Regions from separate parts of the Homo sapiens genome. Here region 1 is linked to region 2. A link is a loop called in an ENCODE intact Hi-C map of the cell type or tissue named here. Cell type or tissue: ascending aorta. All regions are shown on one strand. Links, peaks and the distances in the headings refer to the core of each region. The heading gives the core; the rest is flanking DNA. Region 1 overlaps EYA2 (EYA transcriptional coactivator and phosphatase 2). Region 2 overlaps EYA2 (EYA transcriptional coactivator and phosphatase 2).

Region 1 (4,397 bases), core at 325-4,324, 220 kb before region 2:
AACTGTTCAGTTGAGAACAGTTAGTGGCACTTTAGATGTGTTTCTGAAGAATTTCTGGTGGCCTGGTTAACAAATTCACTAAGTTAATTAATTAACTTTTTTTTTTTATAAGAGATTCAGCCTAATTTTGAGGGGGTGGGGTGGGGACTGATGGGTGCATTAATATTGCTTTTGTGTGTTTACAAATTGCTTCTAGAGTGAGCATTTGAGCATTCTACAAGAATGAAAAGTCTGAGTAATTATATAAGAATGAAACATTTGAGGATTCTACAAATCAGGGTTTTTCCGCTTTGGCACTGTTGGCATTTTGAGCCAGATAATTCCACGTTGTAGTTCCATCCTGTGGGTTGTAGGAATTTGAGCAGCATCCGTGGCCTCTACCCACTAAATTCAGTAGCACGCCTACCCAGTTGTGACAGTCAAAAATGTCTCCAGACGTCACCAAATGTCCTCTGAGGGACAAGATCACCCCTAGTTGAGAATCACTCCTCTAAATGATTTTTAAAATAATGAAAAAGCTTGGTCCTTAGTGTTAGTAAATTAACTTTGGAATTACAGAGTGGGCAATGAAACTAACTTTCTAACTTGTTAATGAAACCAGCTTTCTAACTAAGAGATGAACTAAATGAAAAAAAACAAACCTAAGTCTCTCCCCGCCAGCTGAGTGGGAGGTGCCACTTTCTTGTCTCAAGGGGCAGCTCTGCCCAGTAGTTAGGACTGACTCCTGCAGCCAGACAGCTGGCTGCAATCTGCGCTCTGCCCTTATTGCTAGAAGGTACGTGACTTGGGACAGGCCACTTAACCTCACGAAAACCCACGGCATCTACCTCCCTGAGACAGGTTAGGGAGGTGATGGGTGGAAAGCACTTGGGATGCATGGGCGGCTTGCGGCAAGCACTACTAGCGGGCTAGTCATCCTTGTTCACAGAATCGCTTCTCCGGGGCCTGGTTGGTCACACCTAGCATTTGCACTGGGCTGCCCCTTTCTCAGGTGCCACGCGAAGGGAAGGTCGGGGGAGGCGTTTGGCCTCGCGCTTTGCAATCCCAGGCCCTTTCCTTTCTTAACACTCAGACTGCATTTGGGCTGGGCTTGTGTCTCCTTGGGGGCCTTGTCTGGGCTTGCAGACTGTTGCTGCAAAGTGCAGACCTGCCCGTCTGCAGACCTGCCCTCTCTGGAGATGTCTCAAAAATACAGGCAGCTTGCTGCCTGCCTTCGCCTCACTTTTCTTCTGTGTCAATTACCCTGACGTCCTGAACTTCAGGACACATGTGCTTCAGCACCAATCCTGGAATGGAGATCTCCTCCCCTCTCTCTTTTAAAGAAAAAAAAACACACACAAACACACAAAACACATCAAAACCATCACACTATCCAAGCCAACTGGGTCTTTAAAAAATCACCGCCAAGGAGCTGTTTACAAGTTGAACAAATAATTACTCTGCCACAAGGAAGAAAAGTATTAATTAAAGCTGTTCATTAAACCAGCTCCCTATTCTGTGGGGTTTATCTCTTGGAAGTGTCAGCCAGAGGTCAGGAATGGATTAACACACAACAGAGAGCTTTGCCAGTTAAATCTCCTCCTTGTGGTTAGCTTTTAATAATAAAGTTGTCATTAAAAGAAAGAATTTAATGGTTTTAATTGGGTTTAATTACTTGGAAACTTTTGGAAGGCAGATCAGCTTGTTTAAAAAAATTTTTTTTAGAGGAAGACAAGAAAATGATGCTGATAAAGAAAAAATAAGTTGATTCACATGTTTAAACAGTAAAGTTAAAAAAAAACTTGGCTTCTTCGACAGTTTTGTGGGAGAACACCAAAAATAGAAAAGATAATGGGTCTATCTGTACTAACAAGAACTTAACTGGCCAGGCAGGTGGCTCACACCTGTAATCCCAGCACTTTGGGAGGCCGAGGCGGGCGGATCACGAGGTCAGGAGATCAAGACCATCCTGGCTAATACAGTGAAACCCCATCTCTACTAAAAATACAAAAAAAATTAGCCGGGCATAGTGGCAGGTGCCTGTAGTCCCAGCTACTCGGGAGGCTAAGGCAGGAGAATGGCGTGAACCCAGGAGGTGGAGCTTGCAGTGAGCCGAGATAGTGCCACTGCACTCCAGCCTGGGCAACAGAGCAAGACTCTGTCTCAAAAAAAAAAAAAAAAAAAAAAAACTTAACCAAAAGACTGTAGGATACATTCCATCATCGCTGAATCACAAGAGTCAAACTCATGACAAATGATGAAATCATGGTCAAATTTAAGAGAACAAAGAAAGATGTTGAAACCGGTTCCTCTTTTGGGGTTTTGTGCAACTATTCAGCCTCTTAGAATTTTTTTTTTTTTAATCTTTGAAGAATGTTCTTTCAGCTGGACATGTCTAGCAGCTTTTAAAGTATTTTTCTAGGATATAAATTTAAAGGCAAAAATAACAAATAAATAGATAAAATGGATTGTGGATATGGAGTAGAGTGACCAACTCTCCTGATTTGCCTGGGATTGAGGGGTTTCCTGGGTCTTGGGACTTCCAGTGCTACAAGTGGGAAAGTCACAGACAAACCTGGATGAGATGATCACCCTAACAGGAGTCACTGCCCAGGGCTGAGGGGCATGTGGTGACATGGGAGATGGGTTTGTTTATGGAAAGTCATTCCAAGGACTCAGAACAGGGTTTGATGCCCAGCAAGTGCCCGCTGCTGCCATCAGCATTGACAACATCCCCATCAACACCACGTGCTTTCTGCTTATTATTAGTAGTCGTCACACTTCAGCACACTTCCTCAGATAGAACATCTTACATAACCAGCAATGTGCTTCTAAAGATGCAGCTCTTTAAAAGATACTATATGTATAGCACACCCTTGACATAAGTGACTCCATCTTAGAAAAAGACTCCATCTTACATTTTAAAAGTCATCAAGTCAACAAGAGTCCAGATGTCTACCTAATCAATAGAGACAACACCCAACCAGATAAGGGTGTAACCCTTTACCACCAGTCCTCACCAGAGGACTCAAGGGTCATAAAATGAGCAGGACCTCACCAGCTTGACATCTTAACACATTCTGTCTCACTGTCACTTGTCATCAGCACCCAGAATTTGAAGCTGAAGGCTCTGCCCAAATAAAGGACTCTTGGAAGATACTGGCAAGTGCCCGGATCAGGACTCTCTCCTTCTACATGTCACTCTCCTTGGACTGGTTCATTAGGCCCCCCACTCCCCCACCTTTTTTTTTTTTTGAGATGGAATCTCACTCTGTCACCCAGGCTGGAGTGCACTTGGCACACTGCAACCTCTGCCTCTTGGGTTCAAGTGATTCTCCTGCCTCAGTCTCCCAAGTAGCTGGGATTACAGGTGTGTGCCACCAGGTCTGTCTAATTTTTGTATTTTTAGTAGAGACGGGGGTTTCACCATGTTGGCCAGGCTGGTCTTGAACTCTTGACCTCAAGTGATCTGCCTGCCTCGGCCTCCCAAAGTGCTGGGATTACAGGCGTGAGCCACCGTACCCAGCCCGTTAGTCCCTTTTCATATCCCCTTTATTCTTGATGCCTAATGTTGCTGTTTGGCATGAAATTCTAATCTATAACATTTATATATCAATTAAGTATACTATTATGTATGGTTTGCAATATTGACTGACTTGTGGAGTGGTTTCAGCCTTTTGTGCTCATGGCCCTGACTACCAAGTGAAAGGGTAATATTAAGGAGAATTGCCTCCTTGGGAACTCCAGACAGGTCATTCTCTTGTCTTCCTCTAGCTAGTGGCTTTCATAACTGAAATAGCATCAGTGAAAGCCTGACCTTGTGGAAAGACATAAACGTGCGTGGACCTGGTTATATCTGACCTTGCCCCACTCATGACAATATTTTAATAATAATATATAGTTTCAAATAGCTAGAAGGAGGATATTAAACATTCCCAACACAAAGAAATGAGAAATGTTTGCGATGGTGGATATGTTAATTACCCTGATCTGATCATTATACTTTATATGCATCGAAACATCACCATGTACCCCATGAATGTGTACAATTATTATCTGTCAATTAAAAAAAAAAGTGTCATTTGCTTATCTACAAAAACTCTTTACTACATAGGAGGTACAGCTCCAAACACTCGACATGTATTAACTCATGTAATCCTCCCCCAGTGACCCTATAAGGTGAGTATTATTGTTATTACATCCATGCTACAGAGGTGAAAACTGAGGCACAGGAAGGCAAAGTGACTTGTCTGAGGTCACATGGCTAGGAAGTGGAGCTGTCTTTGGATCTGAGTAGTCTGGCTCTTGAGACCAGGGGTGGTGAACTTTTTCTATAAAGGTTTGGAAAGCATATATTTTAGGCTCTGTGGCCCATATGGTTTCCATCATAACTATTCAACTCTGCTGCGGTAGCACAA
Region 2 (4,397 bases), core at 139-4,138:
TTGTTTTCAGATGGAGTCTCCCTCTGTCACCCAGGCTGGCAGTGGCACCATCTCGGCTCACTGCAACCTCCACCTCCTGGGCTCAAGCAACTCTCCTGCCTCAGCCTCTCCAGTAGCTGGGACTACAGATGCGGGCCACCATACCTGGCTAATTGTTTTATTTTTAGTAGACATGGGATTTCACCATGTTGGCCAGGCTGGTCTCGAACTTCTGACTTCACGCAATCCGCCTGCCTTGGCTTCCCAAAGCGCTGGGGTTACGGGTGTGAGCCACTGCGCCTGGCCTCACGCTTGTTTTTATGTGTTCCTCTCCACCTCTGACCCATGCTACCCAAGATCCCTCACTCGTCTTGAAAGAGGGTGGGGAGTCCCCACTCTGCCACAGACTGGCCATGTGGCCATGGGCAAGACCCTCCCACAGGCTGCTGCTTCCTCACCTGGACAGATTCTAACATCAATGGCTTGTAGGCTGCCTGTTGAGGACTTAGCTCGGTAACTTCTCATGTGGAGACATGGAAAGCCGGTCTCTTTGGCTCAGTCTTAAGGCATCTGGAAAAACCTGAGCTATTTTCCAGCTTGAACCTCACAGCTCAGGCGGTTTTCCCTTCTTTTTCACTCCAAACTATACCAAACTGCATTTGTGCCCTGTAGGAAGATATGATTTCTAGACTTAATTTTTCTTCCACAGGTAATCAATAGCTTTTAACAATCACTGTGTGTGTCTCGTGGTCTTCAATGCATTTGTTATGCAGAGTCCGTTATTTTCATGTCATCAATGGGGAAACTGAGGCTGAGAGAGGTGAAGGAAGCCCAAGGCTAGTAAGTGGTAGACAGTGGATTTGAACGTGGAGAGACTGGCTTCTGTAGTGTACTGTACCCTAAAGATAATGGAATACGCAAATACATCCTTGTAAGAAACTGAAAAATTATAACTGAGATTTAACATCGCTTTCAGCCCCTTCTCATGCCTGTCCTTAATTAATTCATTGTGCAAGTAAGTGAGGGTCAAAGAGTTTAATTTTTTATGGTGGTTAAAGAATCAGGGAAGTCAGGGGTTATGAAGACAAACTCTAGAACCATACTCCCACATACAAAGCCTGGCTCTACCCCTGCACTTGCTGGGTGACCTTGAACAAGTCACTTGACCTCTCTGTGTCTTACTTTTCTCACTTAAACTGGGAATAGTAACAGTACTTTCATCGTAGAATTATTGCAAGGAATAAATGAGTTAATGCCTATAATCTTTCGGAACATATCCCGGCATAAAGTTAGCCCTCAGAGATTATTTTTTATCAACATTACAGTCATCCAAAGGTTAGTTATTCTTCTTTCAAAGATACAAGACACAGACTAGATGTGCCCGGACACTGATGTACTCTGAGATGACTTTACCAATGTCCCCGAGAGACTGCATTTGTTTCATTTTATTCCCCTGAAAGCAGCACAGCATTGCAATTCTGGTTAGTAAAAGGTTCTGGGTATTTGGGTGGAATTTGTCGTACGCAGCCTGCGGGGATGAGTTTTAAAACTAAAATGTTTTATTTTAAATGAATAGATCACAGGGAAAGCTTCACATCATCAGATTCGTGTTTCTGAAACTTCCCTCATGAACTCTGCCATGGCTGTGTGCCACTTTTGCTATCAATTACTTGATGGACTTGGTTTTTAAATCATTTTTGTCTTAAGCAGTAAAAAATTGTAAAACCATTTGTTTCAAATGCTTTTTATATCTTTTCCAAATGCATAATAAGATAGAGACAGAACTCTAAAGAAAAAAAATGTCCATGTACATTTCAAGTTAATGTGGAAAGGGTGCCCACATCATTAAAAAGAAGTCTGCCCTTCAGAGACTAACAGATTCTTCCAGAATGTCTAAAGTCCCCAAACGGTAGCTACCTGAAGAACAGTAAGGAATGTGCCTGGGGCAAGTAACTTTCATTTTCTCCCCTTTCTTTGAGTACTCCTGGGAATGGGTCCAATTCCACAGTACCCTAAGTATTCCACTGTCATTTTATTTAAGTCGTATAACAAATCCTATATAGAAGGTGTCTGCTCCATGGGCTGATGAGGAGATTGGGGCTCAGAGGGCTCTTGTGATCTGCCCGAAGACACACAGCAGGTTGGTGATAGAGGGGACCCCATACCCTCTCCAGGAGCTGCCCAGCCTCAGACAACTCTGTCTCATGGTCCCACACCATAGCCAAGGGCCTGGCCTGGTCTGAGGAGGAAGTCACTTCATTCCGGTTGGCAAGAAATGGCAGGGATTCTTGAAGGATTTCATCCAGAAAAGGATTTTGCAACCCACTTACGTTACTTTTTCCATGTGCTGTTCAAGAAAAAATCTACTGGTTCTCAATGGAATGTGGGGTAAAAGGCCACAGCAACTCAGGCTCATTGAGGATGAAGGATGCTATTGAAATGTAAGAATAGATCATAAATAACTGGTTGGTCAGGGGAGTCTCTCCAGTCCACCATGATTGTTTGTGACCTTGTTCCAGGAGGGCTGTGGGTCATGTGGTACAACAGGCCCATGCTTTGGGTCACACAGACCTGGAATGGAATGCCGCTGGGCAGTCACTCGATCTGTCCAAGTCTCAGTTTCCATGTTTGTTAAATGGACACATGTATATCATGTATTTTTTTTTTTTGAGAGGATTAAATGAGCTTTGTGAAAGTGTCTGTCACATAATAACTCCTGTGAGCCATTTTTATGTCTCCTTCTTCCCTCCTCCATTCTCCTCCCTGAATAGACTTTTTTTTAATTTATAACTCTCAGAGGCATACCTGTATACTTTAATTTTTCAAAGTCCCAGAACTCAGGGCAAGTTTCATTCATTAGGTAACAGCAGAAGATTAAAACATCCATGGGGAGAGCTAACCGTTCAGACTCCCACCACCACTTTATGCAGTAGGAGGACTGTCTCTATTTTGTGAATAGGGAAACTGAGGCAGAACTAGGACTTGAACCTAGGAATTTGGGCTCCCCATTCTGGATTCCCAGTGATACAATCCGCCATCTGTAAAACCTGGTGAAGACTACAATGTTACAACTTAGATTAGGTTTGCTCATATAGCATATCAGATCTGGAAGGTTCTGAGTGGGCACCATTCAAAGCCAGGGTTGGGAGGGGCCGTGCGTCTTTGGCAGGATCGAGTAGCAGGAGAAAAATGAGAAATATTTTGTTTTTCTTTTCCAATTCATTAAGGCTTGTTGAGGGGAGCAAGAACCTCATTTTTTTCCTTCCCATTACTTCCCTTTTATTTTAGGGGAAACATGCATTTCAAAGACTGCTCAATAGCAGCGTTGAAGTCTCAAGTTCAATCACAATGTCCCCATTGTGGCTGGGGGACTCCCTGGCCTTTAAGCTTGGGTTATAAAAATTTGGTCTGAGCCCAAAGTCTGGCTTTAATAGAATATTTTAATTTTGTGTAATGAATATTATTTTAAATCTGTTTGGCAGTTTTAAAATGTGTTCTTTTATTTTCAAATTAAAATTTACTAATGTTCAGTGCTTTCTTGGGGGTGGGGGTACAGCAAGAAATGGGGGTGGTAATAATACAAGCTACCATTTATTGAGTGCTTACTATGTGCCAAACACCCTGCTCTGTGCTCGGTGTGCCAGCCACTCTTTTAAGCCTCCCAACCACCCCAGGAACAGTTAACTGCTGTCTCCGATGTCTGGGACGTTGAGAGGGTCAGACCCCTGCTGGAGATGGCAGTCCGTGAGTGATGGACTGACTCAGGCTCAGGCCAGATCTGTCTGAGTCCAGGGCCTGTGCTATCGACCACTGCCCAACATTCTCTCGATACCTAAAATGACTCAACTGATCAATAGCTTATAGACACCGCACTGATCCAGTGCACTGTTCCCCATAATCTCAATAGCTAGCTCATTGAACATTGAATGGAGGCAGGCAGTGTAGCAAAGCTAAGTGTTTTCCATGTATCGCCTCATTTATATTCTCACAATGGCACTATGAAAAGTTATTTTATTATTGTTGTTACTATTATTATTATCATCCCAAAGAGTCTAAGTAATTTGCTTCAGGTCAAATTCATAAATAATAATAATAACTGTAGCTGACACTGATATAATTCATACCACTTGCCAGCCGTAGTTCCAAACACTTCATGTTTATTAACTCAATCTCCACGATAGCTTTCTGAGGAAGGTGCATTATTATTCACCCTGCTTTACAGACGAAGAAACTGAGGCACCGAAAAGTCTGGTAACTTACCCCCAAGTTAAACGCAGGAGTAGGTTAACACTGAGGGGAAGTGTAACCTGAGCAGCCTGGCTCCTGGACTCAAGCTCTTAATCTCGAGGCTGAAAGTCAGTACCCAGGCTGAGGTTTGGAAAGTCTGATTCTCTACATTCCTCCTCATTCTGCACAAC

Evidence for each region. A loop is a pair of places that touch in the nucleus more often than their neighbours do. Peaks named below come from ENCODE experiments on the same cell type or tissue, not always from the same donor. Only the 100,000 strongest peaks of a DNase experiment are listed, where the experiment ranks them.
Region 1: a loop joins it to region 2, with 1.9 times the contacts of the local background. A loop is called at or near these places in 2 of 110 quality-filtered maps.

The regions. Positions count from the first base shown.
Region 1 is chr20:47,122,819-47,127,215 of GRCh38, reverse strand. All of the region lies in intron 9 of EYA2 (EYA transcriptional coactivator and phosphatase 2), which reads right to left. Among named protein-coding and RNA genes, the nearest start is that of MIR3616, 42 kb to the left of the region's middle. RefSeq lists an enhancer at 979-1,492. In ascending aorta, for the core only: no CTCF peak of the experiment used is centred there; DNase peaks (open chromatin) are centred at 972 and 2,615; H3K27ac peaks cover 2,032 bases.
Region 2 is chr20:46,903,445-46,907,841 of GRCh38, reverse strand. All of the region lies in intron 1 of EYA2 (EYA transcriptional coactivator and phosphatase 2), which reads right to left. Among named protein-coding and RNA genes, the nearest start is that of EYA2-AS1, 3.9 kb to the right of the region's middle. In ascending aorta, for the core only: no CTCF peak of the experiment used is centred there; DNase peaks (open chromatin) are centred at 2,191 and 2,393; H3K27ac peaks cover 1,408 bases.